Regions from separate parts of the Mus musculus genome. Here region 2 is linked to region 1. Evidence: chromatin contacts called from ENCODE Hi-C or POLR2A ChIA-PET data. All regions are on one chromosome and are shown on one strand. Each heading gives the region's core, a stretch centred on a gene start or an enhancer-like site at or near the end of the contact. The rest is flanking DNA. Distances are from core to core; before and after follow the strand shown. Region 1 holds the start of Cenpe (centromere protein E). Region 2 holds the start of 4930539J05Rik (RIKEN cDNA 4930539J05 gene).

The links. A loop is a pair of places that touch in the nucleus more often than their neighbours do. ChIA-PET counts read pairs that join two places held with the same protein, here RNA polymerase II (POLR2A).
Region 2: a loop to region 1 is called in a map of heart, with 2.5 times the contacts of the local background. The contact joins the promoter of 4930539J05Rik here to the promoter of Cenpe in region 1. A Hi-C loop is called at or near these places in 1 of 37 maps with a recorded cell type or tissue (heart). POLR2A ChIA-PET finds 5 or more read pairs at or near these places in 1 of 5 experiments (embryonic stem cell).

What each region holds. Positions count from the first base shown.
Region 1 is chr3:135,209,219-135,215,641 of GRCm38, forward strand. It overlaps Cenpe (centromere protein E), which reads left to right and starts at 3,345. Exons shown (of 46, transcript NM_173762.4): 1 at 3,345-3,496; 2 at 5,886-5,977. The coding sequence starts at 3,441.
Region 2 is chr3:135,434,662-135,441,084 of GRCm38, forward strand. 4930539J05Rik (RIKEN cDNA 4930539J05 gene) reads right to left here and starts at 4,004. Exons shown (of 3, transcript NR_030689.1): 1 at 3,760-4,004; 2 at 1,874-1,941; 3 at 1,559-1,745. Ube2d3 (ubiquitin-conjugating enzyme E2D 3) reads left to right here and starts at 4,465. Exons shown (of 7, transcript NM_001356597.1): 1 at 4,465-5,137. The coding sequence starts at 5,114.

The DNA of each region.
Region 1 (6,423 bases), core at 2,095-4,594:
TTATCTCCACGTGCCTTGGGGGTGGGGAGGGTCATGCTATGCTTTAACCCTCCTTCAGGCTCTGCCTTTGAGAGGTCCAGAGGTTGAGAAACCTGCTAGACTCACAAGAAGGAAGCCTTACAGAGACACCTATGTGTCCCAGGTACTCAAGGAAGCTGAGTCTGGGGCTGGGTTAGCAACTGATTCCAGTTCAGCAGTCAAAGTGGTCATGGATGGGGTTCTTCTGTGTAACCCAGGCTGTCCTGGAACTAGCTCAGGAGACCAGGCTGTCCTTGAACTCACAGAGACCCACCTGCCTCTGTCTCCCAAGGGGTGGGATTAAAGGTATGAGCCACCACATTCAGACAGGTTTTGTCTGTCTATCTTTGGCTGTCCTGTTCTGGAACTAGCTCTATAGACCAGGCTATCCTGAAATGCACAAAGATCCACCTGCCTCTTTCTCTGAGGTACTGGGAAGGAGGTAGGTGTGCCGCGTCAACATCAGGCACTTTGCTAATTTTTTTCTAACACTGAGCCGGGCGTGGTGGCGCACGCCTTTAATACCGGCACTCCGGAGGCAGAGGCAGGCGGATTTCTGAGTTCAAGGCCAGCCTGGTCTACAAAGTGAGTTCCAGGACAGCCAGGGCTATACAGAGAAACCCTGTCTCGAAAAAAAGAAATTCTAACACTGAAGCAAAATTAAGCTCCTTTCATAAAGCAACAGCAGCAAGAGCGAACGAATGCTCAAATGTGTCTTCTGTCCTTGTTATCCAGATGACTCTGAAAAAAAAAATAACTTGGACCTTGTCTTAGTCAGAGTTTCTATTCCTACACAAACAAGAATGATACAAGAAGCAAGTTGGGGAGGAAAGGGTTTATTCAGCTTACAATTCCATATTGCTGTTTATCATCAAGGAAGTCAGGGTCAGGAACTCAAACAGGTCAGGAAGCAGGAGCTGATGCAGAGGCCATGGAGGGATGTTCTTTACTGGCTTGCTTCCTCTGGCTTGCTCGGCCTGCCAGAGGAAGACTACCAGCCCAGAGATGGTCCCACCCACAAGGGGCCTTTCCCCCTTTGATCACTAATTGAGAAAATGCCTTACAGTTGTATCTCATGGAGGCATTTCCTCAACTGAAGCTCCTTTCTCTGTGATAACTCCAGTTGTGTCAAGTTGACACAAAACCAGCCAGTACAGACCTACACATGATACAATGACAACATTAGCTAAGATCGTGTCTTTGGAGTAAAAAGTCTAGTTTAAACTATGATACCTAATGAATATCCACTTGTTTGAGTGCAGCCCCTCTGTTCTTGTGAACTTCTAAGTAAACCCCTATGGCTCTGACTAGCAGCTATCCCAATGTATCAAGCTTTCAGTTCCTTAGTTATAACAGAGAACTTTCCCTCCGCTTTCGTATCAATAAAGATGATTTCTAAAGAATGCAATCGTTATGTTGCTATTTATTATGCACTGCCTGCTTCTTCCACAAGAGTGCCTTTCATGAGAAGCTCTCATGCTCACTAATGTCTTTTGTTCTCTCTACCCTGGGAGAGACAGAGATACTTGTGCGTATTACTACCGCTTCTAAAAGAATAAGAAGCCACATATACTCTGCTGTAGTCATGCTTGTTGTTTTCTAAGCCTGGAAAAATATTCAACATTGTTGCAGGACATTTGATCACACTGAGAACCCCAAGATTGGGTTATTTACTGGAAAACATCTGTTTGTAGTTGTGGTGTGGGTCAGCCCTAGCACACACCTTTGATCACAGCCATTTGGATTTACTTAGAACAGGACTATTAATGGAAAATAAGAGGAAGTCAGGAGGACGGATAGAGAGACGCACAGGAAATAGAAGGGAAATTGAGGGGTTTTTGAGAAGGAGAGCTTCCTTTTGGAACATCAGCTGAGGAGGAGGGTCAGCGGGGTGCTTCCTCTGACTCTCTGAGCTAGCAGGCTTTTATACCCAGCATCTGGCTCCCTAGGCTTCTTTGGTAAAATCAAACAATTGGTATCTGGGTTTGAAAAAAAAAAGCACAACATAAAACAGTTTCACAATGAATATCTCTTTTTCTGTACTGTTAGGAATTGAACAGAATGATGCAGGATTCCCCAGCTCCGGCCCCCTTTTCAGTTATTGTGAGACTGATTAAACTGCCCCCATTGGCCTTGAACCATCAAGCACCATCTCTTTCTCATTAGTGTATATTAATTGTACAAGACGTTTCATTTTGTTATGACATTTTCATACCTGAATATTACGTCCTTTTGTCAAATTCACCTCTTCTGCTACCCTCTCAGTCCCTCTCTTTTTCCTTCTAATAATTATCTCTTGATGAACAGCATAGATCATATAGTGGAATACAGTCAATCTTTAATAAATACTGCCTGCTATATAATGTTAGCAAAGACAGTGTGACAAAATCACAGCTGTGAAAATAATACTCTTGCTCTAAAAAATCCCTTCCTTGCCTCTGAGCCTTTAATGACATAACATTTCTTCCCCTTCATAAGTTTGTTCCCTACAGCTAAATATATATTTGCCCACTTTAAAAAAAAAAAAAAAAGTTAAAACAGGGCAGGGAAGATAGCTCAGTGAGTAAAGTCACTGGCTGCCAAGCTAAAGTTGAATCCCTAGAACCTAGTGGTAGGAGAGAACTGACATCCCCAAATTGTCCTTGGTTGCCTCCCTGAGGCTGAAGGTTAAGTCATTGTTGCCTGGAGACACCACATACTTCAGACTTGTCGGGAATTAGAAAATTCCAGCTGTTTCTGAGCTAGAAGCCTCGTCCCTAAGGCGTAGCTTTATTATTTTGGGAGCCTCTTGGATTACTCTAACCAACATGAAAAGAAGTGTTCCATGCCTAGTACTGGGGATTTCTCGGGTAATCCATGCTCTAGTGTGCAGCACTGTCATGTCCCCACAACATTTTCCCAGGTGTCAATGATTCTCTCCCTTACATGAGGCTCTTACACTCACCGTCCAGAGAAATGAAAGTTAAAGAAAAGAAACAACAACGCCTCAAAGCAGTTCCAAAAGAAAAGAAAATCTTCCTTTCCTGGCTGGGCAGTGAGTTCCCATTGGAGGCTTTAAAACAAAACGAAAGCTTTTTTTGGTTTGGTCTAGTCTGGAGTTCTTGTTTGTTTGTTTTTTAAGATTATAATTCTTTTGTTCTGCAGGCGTGACTCTAACACAAAACTTCTCTCCAGCTGAGTTCTGAGGCTCTCAGTTCCGGGATCTCTGAGTCTCCCCCGCCTTCCCCATCCATGGACTCGCCCCGCCTTTCCCCCCGCAACCCCCACTCGCCGCAGCACTTGGACTGTCCCGTGACGTCATGACGCTGCGCCACCCAATCCGCTGCAACCTTGAGGACATTTTAAACTTAAAGGCGGGGCGGCCCGGGAGCTCGGTCGGCGCCGTTGCTCTCCTTCGTTTCCCTTAGTCTGCAGCGGACAGGATGGCCGAGGAGGCTTCAGTGGCTGTCTGTGTTCGTGTGCGACCCCTCAACAGCAGGTAGGCGGCCTGGGGCGGCGTGGGGACCTGCGTCCCAGCCCGCGCTGCCCCGAGTCACACCGACACCCGGGTGCAGGACTCCGTTTCCCCGAAAACACGGTCCGACTGCGCGTAGTTCTGCTCAGGGGACACTGCCGTCCTCGCCTGATGGACGGAGACAGTGAATGTTCAGTAGTGGGAAAAGGTCGGGAATGCCAGAAAGAAAAGACAAGAGGGGGTTGATGAAGTCTACTGGGTTTGCTGGCTTCTGGCCTTCAGCTAGAGATGCTAAAGCTTGAGAAATTGGTATTAAACGGGTGGTCGATAGGCGAGATTCTCAAAATTGATTATTTCTTGCATTTAAGTTCCTTCCCTAATTTGGGAAAAAGCTGGCTCCTAGTTAGCATTAGCTGTTGACTTGACAGCCAGCTATATCTAAGGGAGTCTCCATTGGAGGACTACCTGGATGAAGTTGGCCAGTGGGCATGTCCTTGTGGTGGAATCTTAGTTCCTGGTTGATATGGGCAGTGCTTAGGCCAGTCTGGGTGGTTCCATTCTTACTCATGGAACTCAAGGCTGTGTAAGACAGCTACGTAGGCAAAACCCAGAGAGAGCAAGACAATAAACAATGTGCTTCATGAATTCTGCCTCCACTCCTGCTTGCGACCCTGCCCTGACTTTCCCTGGGGCTGGAAGTGTAGGCTGATATAAACCTTCTCCGTTCCAAGTTGCTTTTGATATAAACCTTTTCCACTCCAAGTTGCTTTTGGTCATGATATTTTATCACAGCAGCACAAAGCAAACTAAAACAGTATATCTATAGACATAAGCCGTTAACGATACACAGAAAAAAAAAAGAAAAACAAAACAAAACTGTGCAGAATGTTGAAAGAGCCACTGGGCCTTCAGAGACATGGGGTACCTGGTGTCAGGAAAACGCTAACACTACAGAATAGGTGGTTCATTGATGGATAGATCACAGAGATTCAACTTCCAGATTGCTTGACTGATGTGGTGTTTGGTACGAATAGGAATTTAGAGGAAGGTGGCACTGAAGAGATTAGTGGTGTCTGTCATGGTGGCACAGGCCTTTAACCCCAGCACTCAGAAGACAGAGGGAGGTGTATCTTAGTTGTAGACCAGCCTGGGCTACCTAGTGAGTTCCAGGCCAACAAGGTGAGACAATGTCTCAAAGTAAAGAACAGAAAGAGATTAGTGACATAGTTCAGGGGATTTAGGGCATGTCAAGTATTCCGGAAGATTCCAGAAGTTTTTTTGTTTTTTTTAAAGATTTCAGAGAGGAAGTAGAGCCTATGCAGACAAAGATAGTTATGAATATAGTTAAACATAAAATTATATTACTTAAATCTTCATTTTGCAAGAGGTTTGGGTTTTTTTTTTTAATTTTTGTTTGTTTATTTGGTTGGGGGGGGGGGCGGTTGGTCGGTTTTGGTTGGGTGGTGGAGGTGTTTTGAGATGGGGTTTCACTGTGTAGCCCTGGCTATCCAGGAACTCAGTTCCATAGACCAGGCTAGCCTCCAATTCATAGAGATCCACCTGCCTCTGCCTCCCTAGTGCTGGAATTAAAAGTGTGTGCCACCACTACCCAGATTTTTGAAACTTTGTATTGCAAGGTTCTCCGGTAATACAAGATCTTTCCCCAGCTCAGTAGCTCTCAGTTTTCCAGTCTTTGTGCCACACTCAGAACACTGCCAGCCCTCTCTGCATGTGGACTGTCTGGTGATGTCATGACTCTGCACCTCTGCAAGGCTCAGTCAGCTGTGAAGTTGACATTTCAAAAAAAGGGGGAAGGCACTGGGCTTGGTAGGCACCCTAGGTCTTCTGCATTTTTCTGGGCAGGTGAGATGTCAGAGGAGGTGGTGGCCACTAAACTGCACCCTACTCTCTCAGAGCTGGCAGTTTGCAGAAAAAAAGAATTATAATCTTTAAGAAATAAATCAAACCAGACCAAACCAAACCCAAAAAAAAAAAAAAAAAAAAAAGCTTTTGTTTTGTTTTAAAGCCTCCAGTGGGAACTTTCCTGCCAGGAAAGGAAGATTTTTGTTTTCTTTTCAAACTGACTTGAGGTGTTTTCCATTTCCTTCCTTTGTAGATGACAAAATTATGTCTTATGTGAAAAGTCAGACACCCCTAGAAAAGGGTCCTAATACATAATGAGAGTCACACCCTGAACTGTTCTTCCATTGCTGGGTACTTCGAGTGGAGGGCTTCAGTAGGGACTGGCGAGAAGCAGACCTTGAGCCCCATTTAGGAGAGTTGAGTCCCAACCTTTCCAGAGTAGACGCTGTATGTTACTGCTATTCCTTAGGACATGAAATGTTGTAAATTACCCCTCCTGTTATGTGACCACCAGAATCACGTACTAAAATGTAGCATTCCGTTCTTCCAGAGAAGAAGAACTTGGAGAAGCCACCCACATTTACTGGAAAACAGATAAAAACGCTATTTATCAGAGCGATGGGGGTAAATCTTTCCAATTTGGTAAGTTTATGATGGCATCCGTTGCTTCCTAGCCTGGTGGTGGTGACCTCCAATCCCTGCACTCTATAATCTGAAGATAAGGGGTCAGGAGTTCAAGGCCAACCTGAACTGCAAAGGTGTTCTAAATTGAGCTATTTTCCCAGACCCTAGGTGGTCATCTTATTAAAACTAGGAAGACAACATTTTGAGCACAGAAGTATAGAAAATAAAATGCTTCCTAGTAAACAACTGTTTAATATACTAATATATTTTTTAAAGGTAAAACAGTATGTTTAAGAGATTATAAAAGCAAGATTAAAAGTTTCCCAAGCATTTGGACTCTGTACTATATAGGTTTTGGTGGCCCTATATGTATATAGAAGATTTGAACTCATCAATTGCTTGAGGTTGATGGTATTACAGTACAGACATCTACCAACTCTGCTTAATCTGAAATCCTAACTGCA
Region 2 (6,423 bases), core at 2,754-5,253, 230 kb after region 1:
TCCCTTATTCCTAGGATTACAAGTGTGTGCTACTATATGCCAGCATTCTCTTCTGTTCAGTGCAATTCTGTTTCATTGATGAATAACCTAAATCAACTGGAAAGGATCTGGGTTGCTTGTTTTTGAATGTTATGATTTAACTACTATGAACATTTATATATATGTTTTGTATGGAGAAAAACACTATTTTTTAATCACAAAGATTTGTGCATGGCTCATTACAGCCTGAACCCTACCAATTTAATGTCAAAATACTGTTCTCAACATGAAGCACAGCTTCCGTTTAAAAGCAATGCCATTCCATAGCCCAGGTTGGCTCTAGCTGGTGCGCTCCTTCCTCCGTTCCCCAGTGCCAGAATTAGAGGGATGACACCACGCCCAGCCAAATACAACTCCCTGAAGGAAGTTCACTCAACCTTACAAAATGATATTTTAAATTAGAGTATAAAATTAGTTGTATTTTTATGAAAACCACATATTTGTTTCACTTAGGCTTCAAATCACCTTTTTGCAGGATATGCAAATGAACTTCAAATAGAAATTCATATAAATACTTTATTCTGTATATGGTATATATTGAGTAAGGGTACACTTTTTTTTTGTTTTAGACAGTGTAGTCATATATGCTGGCCTCAAATTTTTATGGTATGAATGTTTTACCTACGTGTGCGTGTGTGTGTGTGTGTGTGTGTGTTTAATATGTATTTCTATCTTACATGCATACCTGTTGCCCACGGAGGCCAGAAGGCATCAGATCCACTGGAACTGGAGTTACTGATGATTGTGAACCACCATGAAGATGCTGGGTACTGAACCTGGTTCTCTGGAAGAGCAACAAGAGTTCTTAACTCTTCATCCATCTCTCCAACTCCTGTCATCAAACTCTTAGGTTCTGCGTCTACCTCCAAAGGTTGGGATTACAGGCCTTCAATTCTATGCCCAGTTAAAATTCTGTATCTTATCTTTTCCTAATCACTTTGCATGTCTTCAACTAATGATGTAGGAGATAAACACAGAGTATTAGCCAAACCTACTTTTCATGTGTGTAAGTTTGTATCACCACATTACAATTCTAATAAATACTAGACACACCATTTACCTTATCATCAATTCAAAGTTTGGGTCTTTATTAACCAACTAGACCCTACTGTGTTTTATTTCTTCAGTTAGGGTCTTACACATCTCAAGCAGACCTTGAACTAGATACAAGGTAAGGAGACACTCCAACCCCCAGCCCCACTCAACTTCAAGTGCTGGGATTATGGCTGTGCGGCTCCATTCCTGTTCATAGGTGCTAGGAACTGAACCTTGGGCCTCATGCATGCTAAACAGACACTGTACCAATTGACCTATAGTCCTAGACCTAGTATAGTGTCTATTAAAATTACTCATACCATGTTTGCTTTTCTTTAAAACTGACTACTTCCAATGTCTCACTCTAGAGTATGAATTTCAGTGTATGTGAGGGTGTTTTCACATATGAAACATTATTTTGAGCAGGGTCAACAGCTCTACTGAACTGCCCACATACTTTTAGATATAAGAACTCTGACCACAATTTTTCCCAGTTTGCTGTGCTTTATTGCATAGCAGTAAAGTTTTAGTGTACTTCTTTGTTGAAACTTGTTAGATTAGGGCAACAGGAACTGGTTTCTTTGAAGGTTACTTCATTGTCCTCCCTGTATGTTGAGTTTCTAGTTGGTAGGTTCCAGTTAGGTTCCTCACTAATCTGTGCACCCTGGCTTCTGAAAGTACAAAACAAAGGGGAAAAGAAGCCAAACAAACGAATTCAGCTGTCAATTTAAAACACAAATAGAAAACTTCGTGTTCTATAAGACTCAGTCCAGTAAGTACTCTGAAATTGAATACTTACATTCAAATTCCACTTCTCCCACTTAATAGCTCTGTCCCCTTGGTGTAATAGCAATCTGTGCCCAGTTTCTTCATTTGTAAAAGAAAACAAGTGTCATGCCCGGCACATAATTTTCATAGATATAATCTATTTTATTATATATACATATATTTCAAAATGTTTCATATTTCTCTCTGGCCAGTTAAATAGCTGAGTTGTGACTGATAGCAAGGAGGAGCAGCAGTGTGTGTAGGGGGTAACAAGAACAAAGTGTGACATATACATGACACTGTCACAGGGAAACCCATTATTTGTACGCTATCTTAAAACAGCATTGATATAACCAGTAACAGCCTACAGTGTCCTTTCACATTATGACATTTAAAACACAGCAACTCAGTGACAAAGGGCGGGCATTATTACATCTAACTTGGTGGTGAAGAAACAAAACTATAATATGTGGAACCAGACCACTATCATAAATAGAAAGCCGTAAGCAAGAACTCAGATCTGGGGTTCTCCTCCCACCCCCATGCTTAGCTCTTTGCTTTGTGTCTACTGGTTAGCCAGGAGAGAACAATGGGCTGTTCAGGGAGGAGAAAGTCAGAGGTGTCCCGTAGGGCACGAGGTAAGTACTGAGGGTTTACTAACTCAGAAAATGGTTCTGATGAAGTAATCTCTATCACTTGGCTGCTTGTTGTAAGTATAATCTCGGGCCTACTAAATAAAATCAGCATTTTAAACAAGACTCCAGGTGGTTCCTATGGCGAGTAGCTGAGGCAGCTGCATTCCGTTAACTGCTCCAGTGATATTACCTATGGTATACACCGTCACTCTTCGGCTATACATTGACTTTTATCATTTTACTTGCGGAATATTGCCTGCAACAGGTTCTCAAAATTCAAATTATTTCCACGTAGTCCTGAAGGACCTCCACTTTAAGTAGGGTCGTTTAAGGATGCTAGAAAACCTAAACATATTGATCTTTTTGAATGTCTTTCAAAAGTTAAAGTCTTACTTTTTACCCAAAGAGTACTCTCGATGACAAACGGCCCTCTACATTTTATGCAGGGCAGACTAAAACAGGGCAGTGGCACACTTAACAGATCTCACCCCCAGGATTTAATCCAGACCGATTCCCTAGTATTTTGTCACTTTGGGGCTCAAAAACTGAAACAGCAGAAGGAAAAGACGATTCTAGGATATTCCTCTTGCGGTTCCATACCTAAGGCTCTACCCAATCCGATCACAATAAAGCTGTATTGTTAAGGCTATGCAAACGCAGAACCCTGCAGGCCGCTGCTCTCAGATTGGCCCCTCGGGGTTAACAACGCGCATGTGTCCGCACTTGGCGGTGCGATCAGCACTCAGCCTGGATCTTTTAATTTGCTGTTCCTAATTTGAGGGGAGCTTCTTCGCGCTGCTCAGCCCTCTCTGAGGAGCACGGGAAGAAATCTCCATCACCTGGGCCGGCAGAAGCCGTGAACCGGCTCCACCTTGACTAAGGCATCTAGTCACCCCGCGGCCCCGCCCACAGCACCTCCCCGATTGGACGCCCGGGGGAGGGCCGTGTCGGCGCGCGACGGCCGGCCGGTCGGGGGAATTCCATTTCCTCCCCCGCCCACTAGCATAAGCACTCAGGGGCGGTGCTTCCCTCGCAAGACCCGCCCAGTAAGAGCCCAGGGGGGGGGTTGCCGGCGCATCTCGCGATAACTTGCGGATTTGGGGGCGGGTCCCGAGCCAGGAAGAGAGCACAAAACTGCCCTTAAGTCATTGCAGACCCGGAGCTGCTGCGAGCCTGCCACGAGGTTCTCGCGAGATCCGCCACCTCCATCCCAAGTGAGGAAACGGGGGGCCACTCAGGGAGGGGCGTGGGGCCTCGACCGCGCAGCTGCCGCTTCCATTACCTTCCTCCTAAGGTCTCCTTCCGGTTCTCGATGCTTCTCTGAATTTAAGGGTTTCCGCCACTCGCCTACCCTCCCCCTCAGCCCATGACCCGCCTCCGTCCCCCGCCCTCCCGGCCCGACCTCCGATCGCTTTAGCGAGAAGGTGCTGTTCCGACAGGGAGACGGCAAGCGGGCGGCACGTCCACTCGGCCCGAGCGAGGGAAGCAAACCGCTCCCCCCTGAACCCCTCGGCTCGCCCCGCGCTCGCGACGGCGGCGTTGGCGGACGGATACGCGGCGGTGAATAGGCGGGGGGAGGGGCGGAGCGTGGCAGCTGGCAGTAGTTCCGTCAGAGCGGACATCTTGTGGCTGTGCCGTGCGCGTGAGCCCCGTAGGGCCGGGGAGGCACCAGCTGCCGCGCGGGGAGGAGGCCGAGGCCGCAGCTCGAGGGAGGCCCCGGCCCTCTGTACGCGTGGGTGTGGACAGCTCGGGAAAGGGGAGGGAGACGGGCCGGGGCCGGCGCGGTGCCCGGGGGGCTGTGGGCGGCCCGAGCGGGCAGCCCTCGCGGCTGGGTGGGGTAGGGTGGGGAGAGGCCGGCGGCGGAGCCGGGGCCCGGCCGCAGGGGGAGGGGGCATGGGCGCGTCCTCGCGCCGGAGCTCCGCGGCCGCCGGGCGCGTGGTGGCGAGGTGGCGGGCGAGCGAGCGGGCGGGCGCGCGCACGCAGGAGCGCGCTGCGAGGCGGAGAGTACGGTGGTGTCAGGGGCGACCCAGAACAGCCCTCGCCGTGGGGACGGGAGCGCACCCGGGGCCCATTGCCTTGTGCTGGCTCGCTGTCCCTTGGAGCCGAAACCGAAAGGAGCCCGGCGTCGGTCCGGAGCCGCCCGCTCCCCTCCCCCTTGCCTTTCTCTGCCCGAGTGACGCCGGCCTAGCGCCGACTAGGCCCCGGCTCCTCCTCTGCCCGGCTCTGGACCCTGCCCCGCACCCACCCCTTTCTCCTCCGCCTCTTCCTCTCCCACCCGGGGCTCGTCTTCCTTTCAAGAGGCCGGGAAGTTAAACTTGTAACCACCTCTCGGCGCTTCCCGTCACCCTCTCGCCCTCTCTGGGGCGAAGCGCGGATCTCGGTAGCTGGTGGCTCCGCCACCCCGCCCCGCCCTGCCGGGATCGCGGCGGTTTTCAGGGTTCTGGAGTCAGCAGGGTTTCTCCGAGGCCCTGGCGAGTCGCTGACCTGCTCCGTTTTTGCAAAAAGGCGCCTGTGTCTGGCAGAGCCGGTGTGAGAAGAAGAGACAACCCTTCCCCGCCGCCGGGATAATCAAGAATTTTGGCCGGACCTTTGAGTACACCTCGGGATAGTGAGGAGCCCGGCGAAAAGCACAGACTATGGCGCTGAAACGGATTAATAAGGTGAGCAGTTTGGACTAAATGGTGCGGACAGGGTTGTGGGAAGAAAGGAGGCTTGGGGCCCAGAGGAAAAAAAGCGTGGGTCTGGTGGTGGATACAATTCTGAAAATACCTTTTCTTGGGTTAAGGAAAGGCAGGTGCACTTTGAAATGAGCTGTAAGATAGGGAACTGAATGGTTTGGGTAAGCGAAATGTTAGCTTTTTTCACTAGAATCTGTAAGTATGGGTGAGGGAGCGTGGCTATTAGGCTCCTCGGTTTTTTGCCTAAGAGTCAGGTTTGGGAAGTAGAATTGTGTACAGGCCCTCGGCTAATGTCATGGTGCTGCTTCCTAGTCTTGGTTCTTCAAAACTTATTACAGCTGCTAAGGCTTATTGGCATTCAAAAGAAAGGAATGTAACAGATGAAAAACGTTTTGTTCCAAACTTGACTGAGAGTCTGGGTATGACAAACATACCTCAGTTCGCTAAAATGTGGTGACGAAGTCTGTTCAGAAGCTTAACCAAATCTGGGCAGTTACACAAGAGTAAGTAGGGTTGGGAGGAGGTGGACCGACACTGTTGCCACTTCCTGTGTTGTGTGGTCGCTGCTCTCACCCGAAGCTATTTATCTGAGGCACTGGGAACCCTGTAAAAGCCTTCTGAAAGATCCTGGGGGGAGTGGGGGTTGACAGTGCAGGGAAACTGGATGGGGAGACTGTTTTTGCTTAAAACCCATCTTTAAGGAGGCTTGTTTGAGCAAATCGATATAGTTTGATAAGTTGTCAATTTAAGTTGGCAAGAACTAGAATTTTTTTCAGAAATATTTTGCGAGTGGATCCACCTCTCCGGTGGTTTAGTCTCATTTTCTTGCTCTAACTTCTATCCCGCATTTTAAGATGGCGGCTGCTTTAACTGGCTCGGGTTCTTTCCGGCATCTCCTTTTCTAACTATTTAAGATAATGTTCTCTGTTAGCGTTAAACGTTTTTTTATTCTGTTGTAGGGAGCTCTCACAGCCTCTGCCCCCAAGACTTAACCTAAATTCAAACTCTCAGACTAAGTTTCTGTGCGTGTGTGTGTGTGTGTGTGTGTGTGTGTGTGTGTGTGTTTTGTATTTGGTTCTTTCACAATCGAGAGGGTGGAGTATTTACAGCTAACTTGAAAAAAATGTTGTGCAGAATAAACTCAGTCTTAATAGAAAAGACAAAATGGGAAGGTTCGGTATTAGAAACTTTGGCTTAGTAACACAGTTTTTAAAGAGTTCTGTGGAAAGGAAGGCAAGGACTTAAAATGACTGGTAGGATCTAATACT